2 separate regions of the Homo sapiens genome follow, and region 1 is linked to region 2. The links are chromatin loops, found by intact Hi-C in ENCODE. Cell type or tissue: prostate gland. All regions are shown on one strand. Each heading gives the region's core, and the rest is flanking DNA. Links, peaks and the distances in the headings are about the cores only.

The links. Hi-C counts contacts between places; a loop is a spot of excess contacts. Peaks named below come from ENCODE experiments on the same cell type or tissue, not always from the same donor. Only the 100,000 strongest peaks of a DNase experiment are listed, where the experiment ranks them.
Region 1: it touches region 2 in a loop (2.9-fold over the local background); 2 of 110 quality-filtered maps call a loop at or near these places.

What each region holds. Positions count from the first base shown.
Region 1 is chr18:13,628,123-13,632,514 of GRCh38, forward strand. All of the region lies in intron 5 of LDLRAD4 (low density lipoprotein receptor class A domain containing 4), which reads left to right. Among named protein-coding and RNA genes, the nearest start is that of MIR4526, 19 kb to the left of the region's middle. In prostate gland, for the core only: a CTCF peak has its summit at 2,196 (motif pointing left); a DNase peak (open chromatin) is centred at 2,199.
Region 2 is chr18:13,266,674-13,271,065 of GRCh38, forward strand. The region is part of intron 1 of LDLRAD4 (low density lipoprotein receptor class A domain containing 4); the gene reads left to right. Among named protein-coding and RNA genes, the nearest start is that of C18orf15, 29 kb to the left of the region's middle. RefSeq lists a silencer at 1,697-1,991. In prostate gland, for the core only: no CTCF peak of the experiment used is centred there; DNase peaks (open chromatin) are centred at 1,858, 2,418 and 3,004; H3K27ac peaks cover 2,863 bases.

The sequences.
Region 1 (4,392 bases), core at 307-4,306, 360 kb after region 2:
GAGCGCTGGCTCGCTGTGCCCTGCTGCTCTCACTCCTGCCCACCTCATACGTTTAGAAAAGCATGTGGAAAACGATGGAAAGGAATGATTTTCAGTAAGGCTTGAAGGAGTGGACTAAAGGGCTTACTGATGCAGTTGTACTCGGTCTGCCTCTGACACTCCAGACTAAAGAAAAGAGCCACAGGCTTCCTCTGGCATCATTGTGGGGATGAACCGCAGGGGACCGTTTCCCTGCAGGCAAGGCAGACCCTGCTGCACCACAGACCAGATGTGTGTGTTTGTCGGTTGTCCAGTGACAGCTCTCCGTTACTGCATTTCACGGAAACTGCATTTCCAAGAGCTTAGGGTCCGGCGGGTTGGCCGCAGCATGTCTGTCTGAGTGAGCAAGGACTTCCAATTATCAGGCTGCCCAGGTGGTCATTTGAAAGGTTTTGCCCTTTGCTATGTCTAATTGAAGCATTAGAGGATAGACAATTTCACATCACCTCAAAATGAGAACATCTCCCTTCAATTAAGGGAAACAGGAGGCCAAGCGGCCCGGCAGAAACTGCATAAGGATGCTGGACCCCAGCTGCACGCAGATTCCCACCTGAACCACAGTGGGCAGAGCTTTGGAAGAGTCAATGCTTATCTTTAAAGTGACAGTGTCTCAAATAGTCCTTCTACTGATGTTGGCACTGCTCAGAATGTTTGGGAATTACCTTCAGGTTTTGGGGTTATTTTTAAGTGACAAGATCTCACTTTGTTGCGCAGGCTGGAGTATAGTGGCATGATCATAACTCACTGCAGCCTCGAACATTTAGGCTCAACTGATCCCCCTGCCTCAGCCTCCTGCGTAGCTGTGACTATAGGCACGCGCAACCATGCCTGGCTAATTTTTAAATTTTTTGTAGAGACAAGATCTCACTGTGTTGCCCAGGCTGGTCTTGAACTCCTTGCCTCAAACGATCTTCCCACTTCAGCCTCCCAAAGTGCTAGGATTACAGGCCTGAGCCACTGCACCTGACTGGGTTGTTTTTATTTGTTTGTTTGTTTTTTTAATCAAGGGAAATTTTTTAAAAGCTTCTCCACAATGGCAAATCTTCCTTTGCAAAGAGCAAATAGTTTTGCTCTTGGGGATAGATTTGATTTTTGGTACCAGCCAAAATCCATTTAGAGTTAAGTCTTGTTCATTATATGGGTGATCAAACCAAATGATACAATTTTGGTGCAAAGGCAAGCACGACTCAATTAGTGAGACTGACGTCCGAGTTACAAACTGATCTGTAGAGAAAGGTCAGGAAGGACCCACAGCAAACTGACAGCTGTGCCTGGGAAGGAAGTAAGGACAAAGGAACACTGATCTGTGCAGTAAAACTTTTATGGTAAGAATGTATTCATGTATTACCTTTGCAATTACAAAACATCCTCTGATCATGTAAACTGATGCTAAAGGCAGTAATGTTCTGGGCATCTATAGACTCCCAGAGTAATTCATTTGAACATGGTTTCTATGGTGGCTAAAATAATAATTTTAAATAAAATGTATGAACATTTTTATCAACAAATTTATAGTAATCTTTTAAATATATAAGGTATTAGCATTAATAATCTAATAGTAAAATCTGTTGGTTTATTTTTTGCTTAGTCCTTGAAAGTTGGTGTGGTTTGTTCTGAAAAAAAAAAAGAGAAGAAGATTAAAAATTATCTTAATGATCATAACTCTGGGTGGCCCCTGTTGGGGAGGCTCACCAGGCTGGGGTCTGGCTCTTGGCAAAGCCCCAGCAGCTCTGTGACCTTGGGTGAAGGTCACAGAAAATCCCCTCTGAGCTCTGACTTCTTCTCACATGTGAGACGAGGCAACTGGTGCTGAAATCAGGATGATGCCTGCCTGGATCTTGTGTGGTTCCACATTTTCCTGCTGCCTGGAACTTTCTCATTCCCAGGCTGATTCCTCTTGAAGTCCGATTGCTCACTAACCCCAGCACCAAGCTGGGAGAGGCACCTCATATTGCTTTTCCCCGCTAGCCCATTGCATTGTCCCAGAAATAGAAAGGATTCCCTTCCTTTTCTTCCAGCAGACCTTCCTAGATGATTTGTCTTTTCTCTTAAGGGACGTGCCCTAGATTGAGCAGAGTTGGGGGATCTTGAATCTGAGAAGTCTGATGATGGATTCCCCAGGAGGAAGAAAGGGGGAGGTGCAGTCTCTGACAGCCAGGGGTACTGGCCTCACATCCAGGCTGTGACTGCCATCTAGAGTGGAAAGGACGGTAGTGATAAAATATCAGGATGGTGGAGAGGCTGCATGAAAAAAGGGAGAAAACAGGGAAAATTGATTTTATCAGAAGGCAAAGGTGTTGCTGAATATCCAAAGATCAATTTCACCTCTTCTTTGAAATTCTCACTGTGGAACAGGGGAAAAATAGATTTCCAACTATTTGAGGCCATAAAATACATTCATTCACTGGGAGGTTAGCCCTTGGGTAGAATCAGAATACCCAGCAGTAGTCTTGCTTTACCGCAGACTGACCGAGGTGCCTAGAGAGGAATATGCCCTCTGTCCTCAGTTTCCCCCCATCTAAAATGAGGGATAACTGGCTTCATTCGGAGGCCTTCAATCTGTATCTTGCCATGAAGAACAGTAAGAAATACATTTTATATCACAACACAAAAGCCTCCTATAATGCAATTAAGGCAGAGGTTTTACAAAACAATACTTACAGTGTGCTCAGATCATTTCTGTTCTGTTTCAGTTTTTGGAATGCTGGCTGTGACCCACTTAAATGGATTTTCCAGCTCTCTAAGAGGCTGCAAAGCACATGGTGGAAAACACTGTGTTCAGTGCTCTCCCTGGTTGTTTCCAGTCCCCACATCTGATCATTCCTGGGGTCCTCTGTGTGTGTGTGGAAAGGAGAGTGTAGCTGAGAGCATAAGCCCAGCAGGGTTCGGGCGTGGTGTGGCCTTGCACACGTGGACGCATGGCAGCAGGCGACAGCCCATGGTGCAGCACAAGGGAACCCTCAGTAAGTCATGGCTGCAGACGACTGTCCTTTAATAATATGAGATGTACTGGTTGGAAGAAAAATGATCCAATAAATACAGAAATGAAAAGGATTATAAAATAGTGCTACGAACAATTGTATGCAAACCAATTGGATAACCTAGATGAAATGAAAAGATATTAGAAACAGCCTACCAAGACTGAATCATGAAGAAATAGAAAATCTTAATAGATCTATAGCTAGTAAGGAGATTGAACCAATGGTCTAAAATCTCCAACCTGGACCACATGGCTTCAGTGGTGAATTCTACCAAACATTTAAAGAATTGACATCAATCCTTCTTAAACTTCTAGAAATTTCAAGAGGTGGGAACACTTCCTAACTCATTATGAGATGAGGCCAGCATTCCTGATACCAAAGCCAGACAAAGACACAGCAGAAAAAGATAACCATAGACTAATATTTCTTATAAATATTGATGCAAAAGTCCTCAACAAAATACTAGCAAACTAAATTCAGCAGTATATTAAAAGGGTTATACTGGCTGCGCACAGTGACTCACACCTGTAATCCCAGCACTTTGGGAGGCTAAGGGAGGCAGATTACTTGAGGTCAGGAGTTCGAGACCAGCCTGGCCAACATGGTGAAACCTGTCACTACTAAAAATACGAAAATTAACCAGGCATGGGGGCACGCACCTGCAATCCCAACTACTCGGGAGGCTGAGGCAGGAGAATCACTTGACCCCGGGAGGCGGAGGTTGCAGTGACCTGAGATCGTGCCACTGTACTCCAGCCTGGAAGACAGAGCGAGACTCTGTCTCAAAAATAATAATAATACTAAATAAAAATTAAATTTAAAAAAGTAAAAGGATTATACATCATCAACAAGTGGGGGATTTATTCCCAGAAGGCAAGGATGGTTCCATACATGAAATTCAGTCAGTGTCATACACTACATTAACAGAATGAAGTTGGGGGTCCCAAACTTCATTCAGCAGGTCCCAAGTTCTTGTCCCACAATCATCTCAGTTGATGCAGAAATAGTATTGTCACAGGATCCTTAGGGTGTCACTTCGCCAGTCAGAAACCTTTGTGGCTGGTGGTGCCTTCTGCCTGAGTATTGCTCATGCCCACTGGGCTCATCCTGCCCACTTCCCCTGGCAGGCTGCGCTCAGCTCACGTTACTGGCCCAGATCCCACACCTGCCAAGGGCAAGCCAGGCACAGAATGGTGAGGGGTGTGTGAGCAAGTGAGTGCAAGGTCCAGCCACTGTGCACAGCCAGGTGCGCTGGTTGCTGCAGCAGGGCAGGCAGCTCCAGGTACTGGCACAGGTGCTTGCTCTGTGCAAGGCTGCAGCTGGACCAGATACACTGCATGCAGCATCCACTGCAGGCACTTGCGTCTGGATG
Region 2 (4,392 bases), core at 258-4,257:
GCTTCTCCGTGGAGGAGAGGGAACTGCTCTGAAGCAAGCCCAGCACCGCAGTCCTGGCCAGACCCGTGGGCAGATCCCTGGAGTCCTGTCCCCACACTACCCTTGGAGCTGCCTTCCGAGTGTAAGTTACAGTTTCAGTCACAGCCTCAGAGGTGGCAAGTCACTGACTAGGAAGAGAGTTGAAATGAACAGAATTCTGAGTAAGAGTAATACTAAGAGTTACAATTTTATGTTCCAGTGAGGTAGAAAATCTTTTACGTCGACTGAAGGCTAGATCTCCTTTCATGTGGAATCTCTTTGTGAAAGAACAGCATTTTCTGAGTTCACGCCTAGGTCTTGGTTAGAATCAACAGGGTAATGGTGGCAAGGGAGAGGTTTGTGAAAATATTCTCAGACTGCACTTGTGAATTATGAATGCGACTGCTAACATTGCTTTAGCAGTTCAGTGACACCTATCTTTGCAAAATGTACTTTCACTTGTAAGGGCCAAATAATTCTAATAGAAACATTTTTTGGTATGTAATTATGTAGATGTAGAGTGATACACTTTTTTTTTGCTGTGCACTTAAAAATTATCAAAGTAATGTTTGGAACGTCTGGAAACTCTACTTCTGATCACTGGTCAGTTTCACGCGTGTGTGTGTCTGTGTTGTATTGTTTTTAGTGTGTGCACACAGGCCTGCAGCCTTAGCAGTTACTGGAAGAGTGGTCTATCTCATTTATTTTAAAACCAGCATCACCCGTTCCACCTGTCACATGTGGTGGTGGAATTTGAGAAGAACGGGGACAGTTTGATCAGGATAGTGAAGCTGCCCAGGGGCATAGCCTGTGAATGCTAATTCACTTTCTGTAAACAACCTCTGCAGTGTTTGGTGTTTGCATGTATGAGATCAGCCGTCAGTTTTCGCTCAGATCCAGCTCCTGCTGCTGTCTAACTGAGATGAGCAAGCCTCACTTCAGACGTCGTGTGTAACCCAGCTACTTCATTTGTTCATTCTCATCTTTTGCTTTTCTGGAAGGTTTCAGCCAGAGGCTGGGGCCCCGCATTCTGGCTGGCTGATTGGAAATCACGCACATGTAAGGATTGTCCAGCAGCTTTCCTGGGGCCCCTGGTGACAGCTTGCATGCCATGAGAACTGGCACAGACTGTGAGTCACCCACTGTCCTTCCTGAGCTTTGACTTAAGGTAACATGGGCAGACCAATGCATTGTTTCTTTTTCTTTTAAAACAATTTTTTAGAGATGAGGCTTCACTATGTTGCCCAGGCTAGACTTGAACTCCTCACTTCAAGCGATCCTCCCACCTCCCCTCTGTAGTAGCTGGGACGACAACTACTACCCCCAGTGCACCTGGCTTGACACATTCTTTTTAGTCTTTTGAAACTCTTGTACTTTCCAAGATGTGCCTGGAGAGATATTTTCCTCTTAAGTTTAAGACTATAGTTTTCTACTGATTTCCTTTGTTTTCCTGTCCCAGGGCAGAATATTTTGTTCCTGTCGATGGACTGCAGATGGTGCCCACTCCGCCTCCCCTGCCAGTCTGTCCTGGACTCTCTATCCGTTTTCCTTAGTCTCAGTTCCTCCTTTACCCTCCTCCCCCCTCGGCTTGACTCTTCTCCCTGCTTCCCTCCCCTGTTGGGATTCTGGCCTAGTGGGAGATGGTTTCATCTGAGCATCTGAAAATATGGGGCTTCTTGGTCTTTATATGCACATCTGAGCATGCTACTGAAGGCAGAGGAAGGGAGATCTCTTAGGGAGTCAGCACATGCAAAATGCTGTGCCTTCAGACTGCCTCTGCTACCTCTTACAAGGAGCCTCACACCGCAGGCTGCCCTTTAGCTGTTCCCTTGGAATGCAGCCTTGTTAAGTCACTGCCAGCGTTTCCCCTCTTGGCGTCCCTTTCTCTTACCTAAGTTGTTAACTCCAGACTTCGCTGCTTTCTTAAAGGCTAAAGTAATGGGCAGAGTAAAACCCTGAAATGTTTAGAAGCTATGCAGTATTATATTGTAAACCTGTAAAAATTCTTAACAAAGTTAGTGGCTTGGAAAGATTTTCATGAGAACTTCAGCTAAAAGGCAGTAAAGTAAATGCCTTAAAATAACTAAACTTTGGCTTATAACAAGGCCATTGTTTGGCAGTGTCCACTTTTTAAAGACTTTCCAGAACTTGGAGGAGGAAATGATCCTGAGACAAAGTAGTGATTTAAAAAATGAAGACAGTAAATTAACATTGACATTATTCGCCAACAATTGATTTCTTGTCTTCCAACTTTTTACCCTGCATTCTGAATAAATTGGACCATGTGAGGAACTAGAAGATTAACTTTAGGGTTTTTGTTTGATTGAAATTGGTTTTGCAGAAGTGGAAATTTGGCAGCATGTATGGAAACCAGTAAATCAGTTTACAGTGTTCTGTGCTTCTTAGTTTATGAAACCCACAAGAATGAGGAAAGGCTGCATGTCTTTGAATGCGAGAGGGCTGAACTAATGTAGGGTTTGCCTTTTCTGGAAGTTTATTTTTACCCTTATTAATTTAGTAGCTTGTAGAGCAGCATGTCCAAACTTTAACTAGTTAATAGTGGCTCCCAAGCTGAGCAAGATTTCAATGCCAATGGTTATTTTTCAGTGGTCTCATAGAGAAAATACTGGGAAATATTCTAAGAATGGTGTAAAATGAAGAGGAACTTGGTAATTTTTTAAAACACTGGCTCAATGAAATGTAAGCAGCTGGCTTACACACAGTGACAATCTTTACAATCAGATATTGTGCTCTGAACTAGTGCTCTGATGAGGTAGTAGAAGCATGTCTCTATTTTCAATTAAAATGATCCGTTAATGTGGGAATATTTGGAGCATCTGTGTCTTTTCAAATGAACCGGGGTAGATGATCTTTTTTTTTTTTTCCTGAGGGGAAGCCCATTTGCGTGGTGGCTTCTGCTGGTAGCATCCGTGCCTGTTTCCCAGCCTGCTGGGGCCCTAGCGAGCTGTCCGACGTCATGTGCTCACACTTGGAGTCAGTCTGAGTCGGCAGTGTGGGAGTTCCTTCCAGAGAGATGTGTTCTTTTCATCTTGAATGGTTCATAGGTTTCTGCAGCAGGCATGGTCTCATTCTCAAACTCAGTGTCCTCACAGCCTTCTTCGACCCCTTCCTCCTGGTATCCCCTTGGATGTTCTGTCCTCCATCCTCCCATGTGGCCCTGTCCGTCACCTGACATCCATGTTAACATGCTTATGGGTATCACTCGAATAGCTGCCTTCACAGCAGGCTCTTGCTGCTGTGGATTTGAACAAGTATTTGTAGAGGAGTCAAGGCAGGCTACCTTGATCTGCAAACACACCAGGGCTGTCTAGAGCCGTGTCACTGGACCGCTGTGCTGGTGTCTCCTGGGGGCTTGCTAGAAATGTGGAGGCTGGGCATGGTGGCTCACATCTGACATCTTAGCACTTTGAGAGGCCAAGGTGGGATGATCTCTTGATCCCAGGAGTTTGAGACCAGGCTGGGCAACACAGCAAGATCCTGATTGTACAAAAATTTTAAAAATTAGCTGGGCCTGGTGGCGTGCCTACCTGTGATCACAGCTGCATGGGAGGCTGAGGTGGGAGGATCACTTGCACCCAGGAAGCAGAGCCTGCTATGAGCTGTGATGGCTTCACTGTAATCTAGCCTGGGTGACTCTGTCTCTTAAAAAAAAAAAAAGAAAAGGAAAAAAAGAAAAGGAAATGTAGAACCTTGGGGCTCACTACAGATGTGTAGAGTCTGAATTGGCCGGGTCGAGAGGGCAAAGTATGCTCGTTCCAGGCCTATTTGCATTACCGCGTACAAGTGTATCACAGCACTGGAAGCCAAGGCAAAGGTACTTTAGCAGTAGAATGTGTTTTCATTAAGTTATTTCAGAGTACTGGATCCAGGACTTTATTTGCAAAGTTTATGCGTAGATGATACAGATGGGGTGAGTTCTGTTTGGCTAGAGCGGAATGCAGTTAGCTGCTTTCTGCTTTCTGGACCCTGCATGGTTGTGCTGCGAGGGATCCTTCCTCAGGGCGTCGGCAGGTTCCACTGGGAGGCTAGAACTCTGCAGGAGCGGAGACCACAGCCAGCACTAAAGAAGTGATCTCTGACAGAAGGGAAGAGAAAATGTATTTCAAATAATGAGACTAAGTATTGTTTTTAGAAATTAAAAAGTTATACATGTGATATGTATGTGTGTGTGTATTTAAATACCACAACCCAGAGTGTGTTTGTGTACATATGTATTTGGATATTATCTGTGTATATATGCATACATGTGTACATATTGCATTTGAAATGTGTGAAAGTACACAGTGACTACTACTATGGGGGATTTACAGAGGAAAGATCAAACATAGTTTAATGGAGGAGAACGACCAATAA